Linked DNA regions of Homo sapiens: region 2 is linked to region 1. Evidence: chromatin contacts called from ENCODE Hi-C data. All regions are on one chromosome and are shown on one strand. Each heading gives the region's core, a stretch centred on a gene start or an enhancer-like site at or near the end of the contact. The rest is flanking DNA. Distances are from core to core; before and after follow the strand shown.

Region 1 (7,828 bases), core at 3,439-5,938:
TTTGGCAAAGAATATATCCTTAAATACAAATTAAAATAGCTTAGGTCATACCTAGGAGTGCCGAGGCAGAGAGAGAACACTGGAGGAGCAGGGAGGAAAATATAGAAAAACATGTTCGTGACTTCAGGGTAGGGAAGTTGCAGACTCCATATAACATAAATATATTTTTATGAAGTTCAGAAATAAAGCTAAGCATGTTATTTGGGGACATGTACATATGTATTAAAACCACAGTGAAAATAAAGGGAGTAATAAAATTCAGCGTGTTTGTTGTTCTGGGGAGAAGAGAGAAGGGCAACTGAGGCCGGGTGTGGTGGCTCACAGCTGTAATCCCAGCACTGAGGTCAGGAGTTTGAGACCAGCCTGGCCCATCTGTACTAAAAAATAAAAAGATTAGCCAGGCATGGTGGCACGCACCTGTAGTCTCAGCTACTCGGGAGGCTAAGGCAGGAGAATTGCTTGAACCTGGGAGGCGGAGGTTGCAGTGCACCAAGATCGTGCCACTGCACTCCAGCCTGGGCAACAAAGCGAGACTCCATCTCAAAAAAAAAAAAGAAGAAGAAGAAGAAGGGCAACCTGAAGGACTGCATAAAGAAAGTCAGAGTGGCCAGGTGCAGTGGCTTGTGCCTATAATCACAGTACTTTGGGAGGCCGAGGCGAGAGGATCATGAGGTCAGGAGATTGAGACCATCCTGGCTAACATGGTGAAACCCCATCTCTACTAAAAATACAAAAAAATTGGCCGGGCGTGGTGGCAGGCGCCTGTAGTCCCAGGTACTCGGGAAGCTGAGGCAGGAGAATGGCGTGAACCCGGGAGGTGGAACTTGCAGTCAGCTGAGATCGCGCCACTGCACTCCAGCCTGGGTTACTGAGCAAGACTCCGTCTCAAAAAAAAAAAGAAAAAGAAAGTCAGAGTGAGGCATGGATCATCTTCTAGATCTTCAGTTGGGTGGTAGAGTCCAGGTTTTCATTTTACCATTTTATATAAGGGTAGCATCCTCATGGGTGGGGTATACTGTGATGCTTAGGTGTGTGGACGCTGAGTCTGAATCCTAGTTTGCCACTCATTAGAGTCTTACACATGCAACTTAACCTCTCAGTGCCTCAGTTTCCTCATCTGTAAAACAGGTGTTGATGGCAACAGTACCTACCTCGTAGAGTTATTAGGAGGAAGTGCTTGAAACCGAGCCTGTGAGTTACATGTTATTAAATATATAGCCACCATTATACAATAAAATTGATTGAGTCGGGAGAGGAGACTCATCTGTGCTCCTTCATTAACTCAACACTGATTATGTATCTGCTCTCATCGGGCATAGGTGCTCACATGCCAGGAGAAATAAGCTGGTGATTTATGTGGCACAGCACCATCGATCGACCTACAAAGGAAGCTTCAGTGCAGCCGTGTTGCTATACAGACCTCTCTCACCAAGGCGTCATGAACTGAAGGGCTGGGAGAGGCCTCGTGGAGGAGGAAGAGTTTCGCTCAGCTGCTTGGGTGTGGGACTGAATGTGGTTCCAGAACTGGTCGCTGCCTTCACCCGCTGACTCTGGTCTCGGCGATGACAGTGAGTTCCTTCTTGGCGCCTTCAATGGGAGGGATTGTCGTGCACTTGGGGAGGAGTTGGCTGTGGAGTTCAATCATTAATTTGCCACAATTAAACCAGAGACTTCTGTCTCCAGCAGCAGATAAGCAAGCAGAGAGCTAACAACGAGGAAGGGCGGGGCGGTCTGACAAACCGGTTGTGAAGGGCAGGCTAGGCTGATTGAGAGCTGATAGGGGACTGTCATTGCTTTATTGTGGCAATAACGCCGTCAGGCATCTGGGGAATTAGGAGGGAAAGCCTCAGCTGGCATTGGCTGCAGGCACAAAGGGGGAAAACCCCAGCCAGACTTTTTCAGTCTGCTGGGCCACCAGAAAATGTTTTGGGGTCCCCGAGGTACGTGTGAGGCTGAGAGTTGGTGATCAGCTCCCCCGGTTCCTTCCTGGCTGGGCTACATGAACCGGGGACAGCTGGAGTGTTGAGTTTTGACATTCCCAAAGACAAGCAGCTAAAGTCAAGAGGACTGTGTCACACAGAGATGGTGATCAGGGGAATGGAGTCCCTCGGAGGCAGGGAAGGAGGCAGGCAGCCTTAGGTTAGACTCCAGGAAGAACTGTCTCCTGAAGCAGTGATAATTGGAACAGGCAACATCTGTGTGCTTGCTCTGTGCCCAGTGCTAGGTGCTTTCCATGAATTCACTAATTCCTGAAACCCACAGGTAGGTCCTTTTATTGCCCCTCTACAGAGACGAGAAAAACTGGGTCTTGCTGAAATTAAACATCTTGCCCAAGGTAACGTAGCTCCGAAGTAGCAGAGACAGGAATTGAAATTGCAGAGCTTCCTCTCGAAGCCTCTAGATGCTAGCCTACGTCTTCAAAGATGCCCATCAATCAGAGATGTAGGACAGTCTTATCTCTGGAATCTTCCTTGGTCTTCTTGTTCTGGCATTGATCAGCTGGTGTGTCATACACACACACACAGGCACACACGTACACACACACATTATATATATGCATACATGCCATGCATACACATCACATACAGGTACAAGCACACGCATATGCACAAACATTGCACATCACACACATCTACACACACATTACATACATGCACATGCACATCACATACACGCACACACTACAGATATAATCCCTCCCCAACTCCTCCACAGCCCCCCACCACAAACCTTTAAGGTACTGACATGACTGTAACAGAGTCATTGACCCTCAGTGGATTCTCCACCCCTGGACAACTGTGGAAAGACCAGTGGCATTCCTGGGAGTACTTTGACGGTTGTACAGGGCCCAGCAACTCTTGGCTGCCACAGCCCCCTGAAAAACAATGGCCTTGAAGTTGTCCACCCTCACTGCGCTGGGCTACACTCATTGGGTCATGCTTCATTTTTGCAGAAGGCCCTTCTGTGAGTACTTTAAATTCCTGAAAAAGCTCATTACATTTTGCCATGGTCCTGAGATGGTGACTGGGGACTGTCCCTGCTCTCATTGACTTGACTGAATTGAGGTCCAGATTAAGCCATAAAACAAAACCCAAAATGCAACCTCCCAAGCCCCCAACATGCCAAGACTGGCAGAAATTCTGAGACCAGGTAAAAGATGCTGCGCCCCCTCAAGTCTGTTCAATGATCAGGCGGGGACTAGGGAATGCTGGTTTGACTGGTGGGCTCCTCCCCTGCCTTCTCTGTTGGGGGTCGTGTTTGCTTTGTGTTCTTGGCCACAGGGTTAGCAGGAAGGAGATCACCAATGCATCGTTGCATGTGCTGTTCTTTGATTTTTCTCCATTCTTCACCCTGGAAGAAGGAGTGAATTTATGGACCTGTTATGGACTGACAGATGCCCTCTGCAGAATTAGAGGCAGCCTGGGATGGAGGTTGGGTTCTGAGACTTACATCTTGAGCAGGATTTCTCAGTCTCAGCACTGTGACATTTGAGGCTGGATCATTCTTTATTATTATTATTATTTTGAGACAGAGTCTTGCTCTGTTTCCCAGGCTGGAGTGCAATGGCTGGATCATGGCTCACTGCGACCTCCACCTCCTGGGTTCAAGCGATTCTCCTGTCTCCACCTCCCGAGTACCCGGGATTACAGGCGCCTGGCACCACACCCGGCTAATTTTGTAATTTTAGTAGAGATGGGGTTTCACCATGTTGATCAGGCGGGTCTTGAACTCCTGACTTCAGGTGATCCAGGTGATCCACCCATCTCGGCCTCCCAAAGTGCTGGGATTACAGGCATGAGCCACCACACCCGGCCTGGATCATTCTTTATTACAGGGTTTTGTCCTGTGCCTTGTAGCGTGGTGAGTAGCATCCTGGCCTCTACCAACTAAATGCCAGTACCACCCTGGCTTCCCAGTTGTGACCATGAAAAACCTCTCCAGACGTTGCCCAGTGTCTCCAGAGTAGGGGGAGGGGCAAAAGTGTGTGGGTTGAGGAGCACTCATAGAGACGACTTCAAAGTTTTGGAGCACGACTGACTTCCTGCCAACAGTCACTCTGCCCCTCAGTCCCTTTGCTTCTCTCTCCATCCTTGCCCTTCCCATCTGTTCAATGGGCACTTCGATGGCCATGAACTAAACCATTTACTCTGTGAGTCAGGAGGAAAGCAAAACCCCAGCCACATCTCACGCTGGAGAAACAGGACTTTCTTTCCTTTCCCCTCAAAGTTCTAGTTTTCCGCAAGGTCCCCAGATGGCCAGCTGAGAGCCTCTCGTCCACTCTGCAGGCGGGGACAAGCAAGCAACACAAACACCCTCTGTCCTTCCTCCAAAGGGAGAAAAGAGTTTTCCTCCCTCCCTCCATCCTTCCCCTCCCCTTTCAGAAACTCTTGGGTTGTGTTCACCGCCACCCCCGCCCCCGCAACCCGGCCCCACTCAGTCCGCTTACACTGCCGACCCCTCCCCAGCCATTCCCCGTTCACTTCCCTCCCCTTCCCCTGGTACACCTGACTTATTTATTTATTTATGGCTGGAGTATTTGAGCTCAGGGTTAGTTCGAGTCTATTAAGTTTGCTCCTTTTCCTGCCTGGGAACCCGGGTAATGAGTAACCATAGCGTGCTTTGGGCAGCTGTCTCCGACAAACCGAGAGACGCCGTGGGAGCCGCATAAGGGAGCGTTTGTTCTGTGCCTTCTCAATAGTTCCTTGTGCAGGAGGCAGGGTGATGGGAGGGAGGGAGGGAGAAGGGAAGAAAGAGACAGACACTAAATCACTGCACTTTTGACAATTCCTCTCTTCTCTCCCACCACCCATCCTCCCCCACCTACACCGATCAGATCTTTGTGGTGGACTTAAGACTTTAAGACTTTTGTTGCTGTTTCCATGAGCCTGGGGAGAGGCTCCTGTGTACCTCGTGGGGGTACTTTTGGGTGAGTTGCAGACTATATGGGGCCTGAGGGCTGATTTTTAACATGGGGATGGTTTAGGTGTCCTGGATCTCTCCCACTGTGTGTGTAAATTAACACAATGCCTATTGTTCCCTAGTTCATTTAATGATCCAATAAATCTCTAGGTATCTATTCCCAACCTTGTGGCCTAGATATGCTATAAAGCTGTTTGAAAAGTGCTTTCATAAAGCAGTCCAAGTGTATTACGGGATTAGTCATATGCCCCACAATCAACATGGGACTCGTTAGGGCCTTCCTTGATTTGTATCATTATGTAGACAAGAGAGACAGGCCAAGAAATATATTGTACATACGGCTTTTGGAAAATATCCTAAGTGATAGCCACATTCATTCATTCACTGCATGGGGATTTAGCATCCACTATGTGCCAGCTGTTTGGCTAGGTCTCAGGGGCAACTACGGAAATGAACAGGGCATGACTCTGGCTCTCAAATTTGCAATGGGGTAAGGAAAATAAGAAAGAACCCATGTCCCCGAATTACGGTAATATAAGTTAAGCTGGAATATGTGCCATAAGAAAGGTACAAGCAGAATATCTAGAGAGAGGGGAGGAGGGAAGATGAAAATATTTTGGGAGCATGAAAGAAAGCTTGGCTTCAGGAGAAAAAGATGAAGGGCAGCCCCTCCTCCAGGCAAAGGAAAGGTTTTAGCCAAGAAATGAAGGCAGGCAAGCATGGGGCATATTTGGGGAACAAGGAAGGGCTGGGTTGGTTGAGACATGGGCAGATGAATCACCATCCATGCTGTGTTTTAGACAGATTAATCAGGCTGTGGTGTGTAGGGTACATTTAAAGGGGAAGAGATTAGAGATGACAGTTAGAAGTAGATGCCACCGGTCTAGTTGGAAGAAAATGAGAAAAGACAGGATGGGTAAGATGGTGGAGTGTAGGATTGTGGAGGGAGGGGGTAGCAACTGACCACATGTCGAAGAGGGCACAGTGGAGGTAGCCCTGAGGCTTTAAGCCTGGGTGGCCAGGAAGAGAAATCTGGAAAAATAGCATGACACATCATCAGGAGGTCCAAGAATGGTTCAGAACTGAGTAGCAGGATCAGTGGTCTGGTTTGGATGTGCTAGATCTGAGAGGCACCGAGGGACAGATGTCTGAAAGCCAAGTGGCAACAGAGGTCTAGAGCTGGGGGGGATGTCAGGGGCGCTGTCTCTCCCTAGCATCCCCCTCTAACGCTGGCACGAGAGTGGAAACTCACCCTTGAAACGTGAGCTGGATCTCCTTCCTTTGCCCATCCAGATCTTGTCTCCATTTCACCCCTGATCTGTGCCCCAAGAGCTGCCCTTGTAGGGATTGCATCAGCAGGCTCCCTTGGCCACTGGATTCCAGCTGAGTTCAGCAAGTGGAGCGAATAGCAGAAGATTAGAGGGTGGAAGGAAAGTAGCCTCAGTTTCTGGCAGGCTGTCCTTTCTCCGCAGCTGCTGTCTCTGGGTTCTGGAAACATTCTGCTCTCCTTGCCCCGTCTGACTTCAGAGGGTGGGGGTCATGCCTTCCCACCACTGCTGGCCCCATGAACCTGCACTCTCCCTTGTTGGTTCCTTGAACTCTGCCCATCCCATAATACATCATCTCTGTCTTAAGCTCTTTTCAGTCCCCCAAAGTGGTTGTGCTGTTTGTATCCTGTTAGGACCCTGATTCATCCAAAAACTGGAGTCAAAAGTCACACAGGGCCGGGCACGGTGGCTCACGCCTGTAATCCCAGCCCTTTGGGAGGCCAAGGTAGGCAGATCACTTGAGGTCAGGAGTTCGAGACCAGCCTGGCCAACATGTTGAAACCTCAGCTCTACTAAAAATACACAAATTAGCTGGACGTGGTGGTGCATGCCTGTAGTCCCAGCTACTCAGGAGGCTGAGGCAGGAGAGTTGCTTCATCCTGGGAGGTGGAGGTTGCAGTTAGCCCAATCACGCCACTGCACTCCAGCCTGGGCAACAGAGTAAGACTCTGTCTCCAAAAAAAAAGACACACAGAACAAATCCTTTTTCTCTTCTTTTATGCATGGTATTTCTGCTCAAACAGAGGCCTTATAATAATGGAATGGACAAATAATTATTACAATTGAGAAAAGTTTCATCAACTGAAGCAGTTTGCAAATTTTCTAGGTTTCTTCTATCATTCAGATTATTAATGTACCAGTTGTTGATCTCTTTCTCTTTAACATTTCTGGAGTTTTCTCTGTCATCCTTTGTCGGCTTCTGACTTCCCCAGGGGACTTCACATCTTTCTTTTAGTGCTGAGGTGAGTTGCTCCAACTGAAGCTCCTCTTTTTGAGCGGCTTCCACCTTCGTTCCTCTGGCAGTGCAGAAGCAGGCCGTTTGCCCTGGTGAGCTACCTCCAATTGAACCATCATCATCTGAGCATCAGAGAATTCTGAGCAGGAAAATTGAGACTTGTTCCAATTTATTGAGACTTCTTCCAAAACTTAGGAAAATGTTTAGCCGGAAGATAGTCTGTAAGTATCTGTCTGTTTTAAAATACAGGCATGCACACCATGCCATGATAGCTTTCCCGTCTCAGTAGTTGCTGTGACTGTCTTTGTGTTTTGTTTTGTTTTGTTTTGTTTTGTTTTGAGACAGAGTCTTGCTCAGTTGCCCAGGCTGGAGTGCAGTGGCGTGATCTCGGCTCACTGCAAGCTCCGCCTCCCAGGTTCACGCCATTCTCCTGCCTCAGCCTCCTGAGTAGCTGGGACTACAGGGACCCGCTACCATGCCCAGCTAATTTTTTTTTTTTTATTTTTAGTAGAGATGGGGTTTCACCATGTTAGCCAGGATGGTCTCGATCTCCCGACCTCATGATCCACCCGCCTCAGCCTCCCAAAGTGCTGGGATTACAGGCGTGAGCCACCGCGCCCGGTCA
Region 2 (7,828 bases), core at 3,879-6,378, 580 kb after region 1:
TGCTCAAGATCATCACCAAGATCTGATTGCAAAAATTGCAACCTCAGGCATAAATGGGTCAAGGTGGTAATCACATACTCCTTAGAGAGTGAGCTACTCCCTGAAATTGCTGGCAAAACCCTGTGTTTATGTACATATGTGTGCTTTTCCCACCTTAGGGATAGAGTTTATCTCTTTCAACAGGTTTTCAACAGCTTAAAAACCACTACCATGGGCGGACATGGCAGCCCATGCAAAGTCACAAAGGTGTAATGTAGAGAACAGCACACTCATGGGGTCAACAGTGAGATCAATGAGAACACAGAACAGATTTCTATGGAGGACAGTGGGAAATGAAGCTAAATAAATGTCACCCAACATCAGAGGGAGCACCCAGGACGGGGGGTGGGGCAGAGGTCTGAGGCTGATTCAATACAGCATAAAGGACTAATTAGTACAAGTATAGTGAACAACATCAAGTTAAACAGATGTGGACTTTGCTCTCAGGTGGCTACTCCATCAAATGCAGTTGGTGGACAGGCAAGAAGAACCCAGTTAGCCTGCAGAGAGGCTGTGGGTTGGCAGTTCATTGTGTTAAGAATAGAAGGGCTGACCAGATGGTCAACTCTTTTTTTTAATCTTTGCTTTTTAAAAATTGATCCAAATATTTGTACTTATTTATGGGGTAGCTATTATATTTCGTTACATGCATAGACTGTGTAATGGTCACATCGGAGTATTTGAAGTGTCCATAACCATTAGTCTTTATCATTTCTATGTGTGGAACATCTCAGGTCCTCTCTTCTAGGTATTTTGAAATACACAATACCTTGTTAACTATAGCAAATAACCAGCTCTTTAATCATTCCTTGGTCAAATCTCCATTTCATATACCCCTCCAAACCAAAACAACATTGACTAAATCTGCCTCTGGCCCTGTGAAAGGCCAGCCAAACAGCAAGAGGCCAGCACAAGACATAGCTTCCTCTTCTAGAGCTGAGAATTCACTTTTGATTGTACTGTGGGGCACATAGAACAACATCGAACTCCCAGGTGATGGGAGGGAGAGTTCCTAGGACTAGGGAAACAGGGCCTATGGATGTGAGGTGTGTGAGGAGGTGGGGTGGGGAGGTAATGGTTTTCACTGGATTCCTTTTTATATTTTATTTAGATTAAGTTCTGCTCAGCAGGGTGATTTCTTAATTAGAGCTGCCCAGCCAAGCAGACCTCCAGCTCAAACCCCTGTGCTGCCTTCTAAGGTTTCATGAGGGACCTTGTCCTGCCTTATTTCCTGAGTTCTAATATTTGAATAGTATGCAGTGGATTTCAATGGGAGGAAAAGACATGTAATTTAATCATTGTTATTAGATTTTGCCTGTGGATGGGGAGAGGAGGGGGAAGCAGGAGGGACATGGGTCCTTTCTTTGTTAATTTTCTTTTTCTTTTTCTCTACCTTTCTTCCAGTGGTCAAAGGAAGAGGAGGATCAATGGCCTTTTTTCCTCCCCCCAACCTTTTTTTTTTTTTTTTTTTTTAAACAAAGAAGCAAAGTGAGAACATTAAGCCCGAAAGAGAACTGTGTTCATTGCAGGACTTTTTGAGGTCTGGTTAAGCCATTTATATAAAGAAATTACACAGTTCCTCTTTGGTAACCTCAATCCTGAAAGTTAGTGTGACAGGCCTACAGCTTTTTGTTCTCTTCATCACTCCAGAAGTTGCAGACTGCGCTCAGCAAGACCTCACAACATGGAGGAAAATTAAAGAGATAAGTGGTCCATGGAGTATCCCCTTACCCCACCATAAATTGGCATAATTTTGTGCACAATCCAGGGAGAAGAAAAAGAAGACCAGAAGCTTGCAAACCATTCGAGAGAAGGAAGGGAGCTTTGTCATGTTGCCATCTGAGGCAAGTATACTTGGGATGGGACAGGCAAGCTGAATAGGAATGAAAAAGAGCACTTGGTCAACAAACACACAAATCTATTAAGGTTTTTCAAGAAAGAGAGACAAAATTCAGCATGGTTCACCAAAAAGAAAAAGAAAAGAAAAAAATTATGTCCAGAACTCTCCCAATTGTCCTGCTAAATACACACACACACACACACACACACACACACACCAGCCTATAATCCCCCCTACCCCGCCCCCCACCTCATGCCCCTATCCTGTTGATCTTTCCTCACTTAAAAATTATCAGAAAAGAATTTATTCATTTGGGAGGATTCCAGGCACTACATTTATGTTGCGTTCAGATGAAATGGGATCCAGACTTTTCAAACCGTACTGTTTTACAGATAAAACACAAAGGCAGAACTTCATTATCTGGAGACACTGCCCTTTCTTTTTTCTCCTGCCTTTTGTTTCTGAGCAATTTTAAGCTTGTTTGGAAAGTATCATAACAGGGGCAGAGCGTTTTTTACCACATCTATTTCAGGAGGGTTTTTAATACAGAATAATAAAATTATTGCTAAACAGATGGAAGAGTTTTACTAAAGCTGGAAAAGACACTTTTGCTAATACACCCTATAGGCTGATCTCAATTCTCTCATTGTTAAGAATGCTTGGTCTAAGAGAGTCTTATTTATGTGCCAAATGGCTTTATTAAATCATTATATTAACACAGAAAAAGTCCTATTACAATGGCTGTCTCTGTATGATCAAAACTTGTCCGTGATCCTGCTGATAGCCTATTTATTCTGAAATTTAAAAAGGTAACATTCCAGTACAGCCTAATGTTTGGCCAAGTTTTACAAAATTCATTATAATATGGCTGGAAGGGTTACTATGTCCTAGCCAGGGAAGGCCTAAGTTTTATCAGGGCAGTAGTCCCCTGACAAAAAGAAAACTGTGAAAAAGAGACCTCTCATCCACTCATAGAAATTAATCCCTGGCAACATTGTAATGATTTCACCTGTAGAAATACAATGGGTCTGTGATTTCTACTTTGATTAATAAAAAAGCAAACAAAAACAAAAACGCAGGGTAATCTCAGTGCTTTGGGAGGCTGAGGCAGGAGGAACACTTGAGGCCACAAGTTTGAGACCAGCCTGGGCAACATAGCAAGACCCTGTCAATACAAAAAAATTAAAAACTTAGTTAGGCATGGTAGCTTGTGCCTGTAATTTCAGCCACTCAGGAGGCTGAGGTGGGAGGATTGCTTGAACTTGAGAGTTTGAGGCTACAGTGAGCTATGATCATGCCACTGCACTCCAGCCTGGGTGACAGAGCAAGACTCTGACCCCGACCTACAGCCCCCCGCCGACCAAAAAGAATCCCAGTGGCAAATTCAAAGGCAAATTAATTGCACTGGTGAACCAGGACTATGGCATGTGAAAAGAGTTTAAAAAGCCAGGAGAAGCAAAGTTTGTTGTATACTGGATTTTGAAACCGAATAAACACAGACGCACACACAATTTTTGAATGTAAAATTAATACATGTTGATTGTAGAGAAAAAAAATCACTCCTAAGCCTACCACTGAGAAAGCATATGTGTTTTGGCTGCCCAAGATTGATTTCTGCCTTCATGTGGAAGTAAGCTTTAAAGGCTCTGTGTTAGGGCATAGTCTAGAAACATGGGGCCCAAGGGCACCGGGAAAACTTACAAAGGGAAGAGATGGAACTGGGAGGGTTCAAGCTACCAGTTCCATCTCTCCATGTTTTAGAGAATTGGGGCACTAAGTCAGCCAGGTAAGGTCAGGTCAGAGGAGGGCCCGGATGAAGCATGAGATGCAGAGGGACAGTGCGTGAATGGAGACCTTGGGTAGCACCAACGTGTAGCGGCAGAGGTGGGGTGGATGTGGCTGATGTCAGGGAGAGAATGGGGAGCATGCACAGGGCTCAGTCTTATACATACATTGAAAATCCTTTAGCCTTTCAAAGATTATTAACCCAAATCACCTTTCTTGCTTACTCCAGATGCCTCAGCCTCTGATATAATTGCTAAGTATCTGCCGTGTTAAAAATAAACATTTGAGAATCAAGGGTGATTTTTCTCTTTTCTTTTGAATTGTAATTGCGATGTACTCATGGCCTGCCATGACGTGAGGTCTGGCTTAGATTAGCCCCTGGCTGAGAGACCCATGCTAATTTAGTGCCTGCAATTATGCCTGCCTCTAATCGTGTTCTGCTCTTTGTAGGATGTACCCTTTGCAATAGAAGCAACGGTTATGCTGGGTCATCTATACTTTCTTGCCCCAGGCCGCTTGTGACACACATTGGTGAGACAACTGGCCAGGATTAGGGGTATGATCTGTGACCCTGAAACAGAGTGAAATTGATTGGCAATGAGGGATGAGGGGGGTGATCCTATTAAAATTATAAGCACCGTAAGTATTCTAATATCTGACCCCTCACTGTAATGGATGTGCACCTACCTCCCAGCCATAAAAATGCTTCCAATAAAAGAATCAAAAACGAAAACATGCAGAAAAACTTTTATGTATGAGTGCATTTGTCTGAGGTGTCATCCAGCTGTAGCTTCAGAGTAGGGGTGCACATGTCAATTGAGAATGATCAGCCTTTGCTTTCTGTCTGCAGAGGCTGGCAAAGGGGAAACAAGCTGCATAGTTTAGTGCTGGCAAAATAAACCACTATGCAGTTATAAACAAGAGTGGGTGGGTGAGTTGAAAGATGGGTGGATGGGTGAGTGGGTTGGTCCCCTTCCTGATGTATAAAAACAGAACTCCTAGGTTTGGGGTTCATGTTACAATTGGACTCCAGGAAAACAGACTATACATTCAAAATCTAAACCAGTTTTAAAGTATAAATTAAAAAGTATTTTCCCTCTAGCACATTTAGATATTATTGTTTACTAAGAGAAAGAAGAACAGGCTACATGCCGTCTTCGATAGCTCCCTCATGCTCCTAGATCCACAAATGATACCAGGGAAGCCACTGCTTGCCTCTGTGCCTTTGGGGAGGCGGAGGTTGTAGGGGGAAGTCTGAAAGCTCACCATCACGGAGCTCCAACTCCTTCTTCCTGGGATGCGGCACTTGCCTGTGAAGCCACAGGAGGCTGGAGGGGTAGAGGCTGGGGGCAGGAAGAGGAGGAAGTGAGGAAGGGGGCGATGCCCGGGAGGGCTCTGGGAGAGTAACCAATTCCTTCACTGGGGGCAGGCGGGAGTCTCCAGGGTCACTATGGGGCAACCTGTGAAGGGAAGGGAGGAAAGGGATTTCCGGAAGTCTCCCGCTCTCCCTCCTGCCTGCTTCCCTCCTTCCCCTAGCGGTTGATTGCGAGGAGCAGCGGAAGGAAGGATGTATCAAACCGAAAGAAGAAAGAACCCCTGCCAGTCGCCCCCATGACATCCGACTCTGAACGGCAGCGATCTAGAGGCTGTGGCGTGTTGCAGATTAACAGCAGCGAGGGCAGGAGGCAAATCAGATGCCGCAGGAGCTGACTGTTTTCTTTAGCCCTGAGAGCTGACTGTAGGCACAGGTTGCATATCAAAGGCAACGGGAATCAGTCTGTGGCAATATTACATCAGGTCCTGGACTGGTGGTGGTGTTGGTTGCGGGGGTGGGCGGTGGGGTCCAAGTCCTAAAAGATGTCAGTCAAACACCAGCTGAGCTTCTAGACCTCCTTCTGTGGCCCTTCTTCTGATCAAGTATGCAAATAATAATACAGTCAGGCTCTACCTCCTGCAATTAGCACAGGGGAGGGCTGAGTAACTGGGAGGACTTAGCCTTCTCCCTGTGGTTATCTTGTAAGGCTTTGAAGTGTAACTTTTGTTTTGTTTTGCTTGCTTTCCCCCTGCATAGAAATTTCCCTTAAGGGAAGGGTGGGTCTAAACTACCTTTAAAATGAGTTTCCACTCCCTGAACAAGGCTTGTAAAAGCTTGAGAGAAAATGCCAGGGGAAAGCATGGAAACTTTCTGGGGATAAACTATGGGTCTCCACCTTTGCACTTAATCAGGGGACAGCCACTAACCCCAGTAGCTGCATGCTTTCTGCCACCTTCATCTACCTGAGCAAAACTTCAAGGACATGTTTATGCTGAATCTCCAGAGAGAGCAATAGAAGCCCAGCTTGAGGGAAATGACTGGACCTTGATTACTTAGGATAAAAAGAGATCAATTTATGGTAGGACTATCTATTTATGTCTGCACATTCATCAGGTTTGCCTAGGAAAGGAGTCTCAGAAAATGTGTTGGAATTGGGCACTTCTGATGTCTATCCTATTCCTTGTCTTGGTTGATAACACTTTCTCCAGTCCCCAGATCTCATTTTAGGAAATGAGACTTGTTATCAGGCATCCTAGAGCCTCCATATTTTTCTGAGTCTTTCTGTGTCTGCCGGCACCATTGACGTTGTTACTATTGCTGGTTTTCCTCTTATATTTTCTGTGAAAATGCTTAGGAGCTTTTAAGAACTGGTGGCCACCAGAGAGGTTAAACATTATAAACAATATAAAGCAAAGGAATCTTAGTGTGCTGTCTTTGGGGTGTGTCATTGCTGTACAGCTTCTCTTTTTTTCCTAAAAAACCCTAATCATCTTCTGTGGTGGGAGGGGTTGGAGTTGAAGGGATGGCTAGTTGAGGTGGGGGCAATTTGTGCTGTACCTGTCTCTGACAGTCTTTTAATTTTTCATTCGTCTATGCAAATTTATTGTAAAAGAGGTATGGCTTTTTCATTCTTTCACTCATTGACTTAGCCATTCAACAAACATATATCCAGCATGTGCCTTGAGTAGGACAAGGCTGAACACTGTTTTTAAAAGGTATGTTTCTGTAAAGATGCACTCTTCCCTGACCACCAGACCCTGCCAAACCTTTGAGAGAGTGTCTCTGAGAAGGAATGAGCAAGGGAAAATATCCCATTAGAAGGGAACTCTTGGGTCCTCACCCCTCCTGAGATAGAGATGAATAAGGGCATCTTCTAAAGCACTGAGAACTGTTAAGCTGTCCTTAAGCGGGTGAGGGATATGACTTTTGAAAATAATAGTAAAAACAGTTTATGTGGGGATAGTTTATGAGAGTTCACAGAACCCTTTCATGTGTGTTACTAGAATGAGTGTTGGGTTGAAGATTAGGCAGACATGCTCCCAATAATACTTTTGAAGCGCTGGACACATGCTGTGTTTCACCAAGAAGTTAGCAATTGTTCATAGTTGTAGTATCTGTGACACAGGTCCCAAATGTTCAGATTAGCTAACGTGACCAAAGAGGAGAGGCTTGACATCTCTTTCGCTTGGTTCCATCTCCTTATTTTGTCACTCAACCTAGTGTGTGTGGTCATCCGTTCACAAAACAAAACAGAGATGAAAAACCAACTTAAAAAAACAGGGCTGGGCACGGTGACTCACGCCTGTAAACCTAGCACTTTGGGAGGTCGAGGCAGGCAGATCACGAGGTCAGGAGATGGAGACCATCCTGGCTAACACGGTGAAAACCCGTCTCGACTAAAAATACAAAAAATCAGCTGGGCGTGGTGGTGGGTGCCTGTAGTCTCAGCTACTGGGGAGGCTGAGGCAGAAGTATCGCTTGAACACAGGAGGCAGAGGTTGCAGTGAGCCAAGATTGCACCACTGCACTCCAGCCTGGGCAACAGAGTGAGACTCTGTCTCCAAAAAAAAAAAAAAATGTATATATAATATATATAAAAATATATACATAATATATAAAATATATATTTTATATATTTTATATATAATATATAAAATACATATGTATTATATATTAAAAATATACATAAATATATATAGAGAGAGTGATGATTTTAGGGAACAAGTCTGATTTCAGGATTTTGGGTTGCTTCTGTTCCTCTGGGTGTTTTCTTGGACCCAGAGTCAATATTTAAAACAAAACAAAACAAAAACACCTACCAATTCTCAAGTTTTGACCCTTGTGTCATT

Evidence for each region. Hi-C counts contacts between places; a loop is a spot of excess contacts on that map. Pooled maps may share reads with other maps.
Region 2: a pooled map shows a loop between it and region 1 (3-fold over the local background). The contact joins the promoter of LINC01152 here to the enhancer-like site in region 1. A Hi-C loop is called at or near these places in 3 of 37 single-sample maps with no recorded cell type and 2 of 50 pooled maps.

Annotation. Positions count from the first base shown.
Region 1 is chr17:72,612,056-72,619,883 of GRCh38, reverse strand. LINC00511 (long intergenic non-protein coding RNA 511) reads left to right here. Exons shown (of 5, transcript NR_033876.1): 3 at 1,320-1,568. Among named protein-coding and RNA genes, the nearest start is that of LINC00673, 23 kb to the right of the region's middle. Within about 2 kb of position 4,688, at least 11 of the 41 ENCODE cell types and tissues checked have a DNase peak (open chromatin) inside an H3K27ac peak, as active enhancers do.
Region 2 is chr17:72,027,954-72,035,781 of GRCh38, reverse strand. It overlaps LINC01152 (long intergenic non-protein coding RNA 1152), which reads right to left and starts at 5,128. Exons shown (of 3, transcript NR_110132.1): 1 at 4,931-5,128. It overlaps LOC102723517 (a long non-coding RNA gene), which reads left to right. Exons shown (of 3, transcript NR_110877.1): 3 at 1,444-1,675. RefSeq lists an enhancer at 5,233-6,003.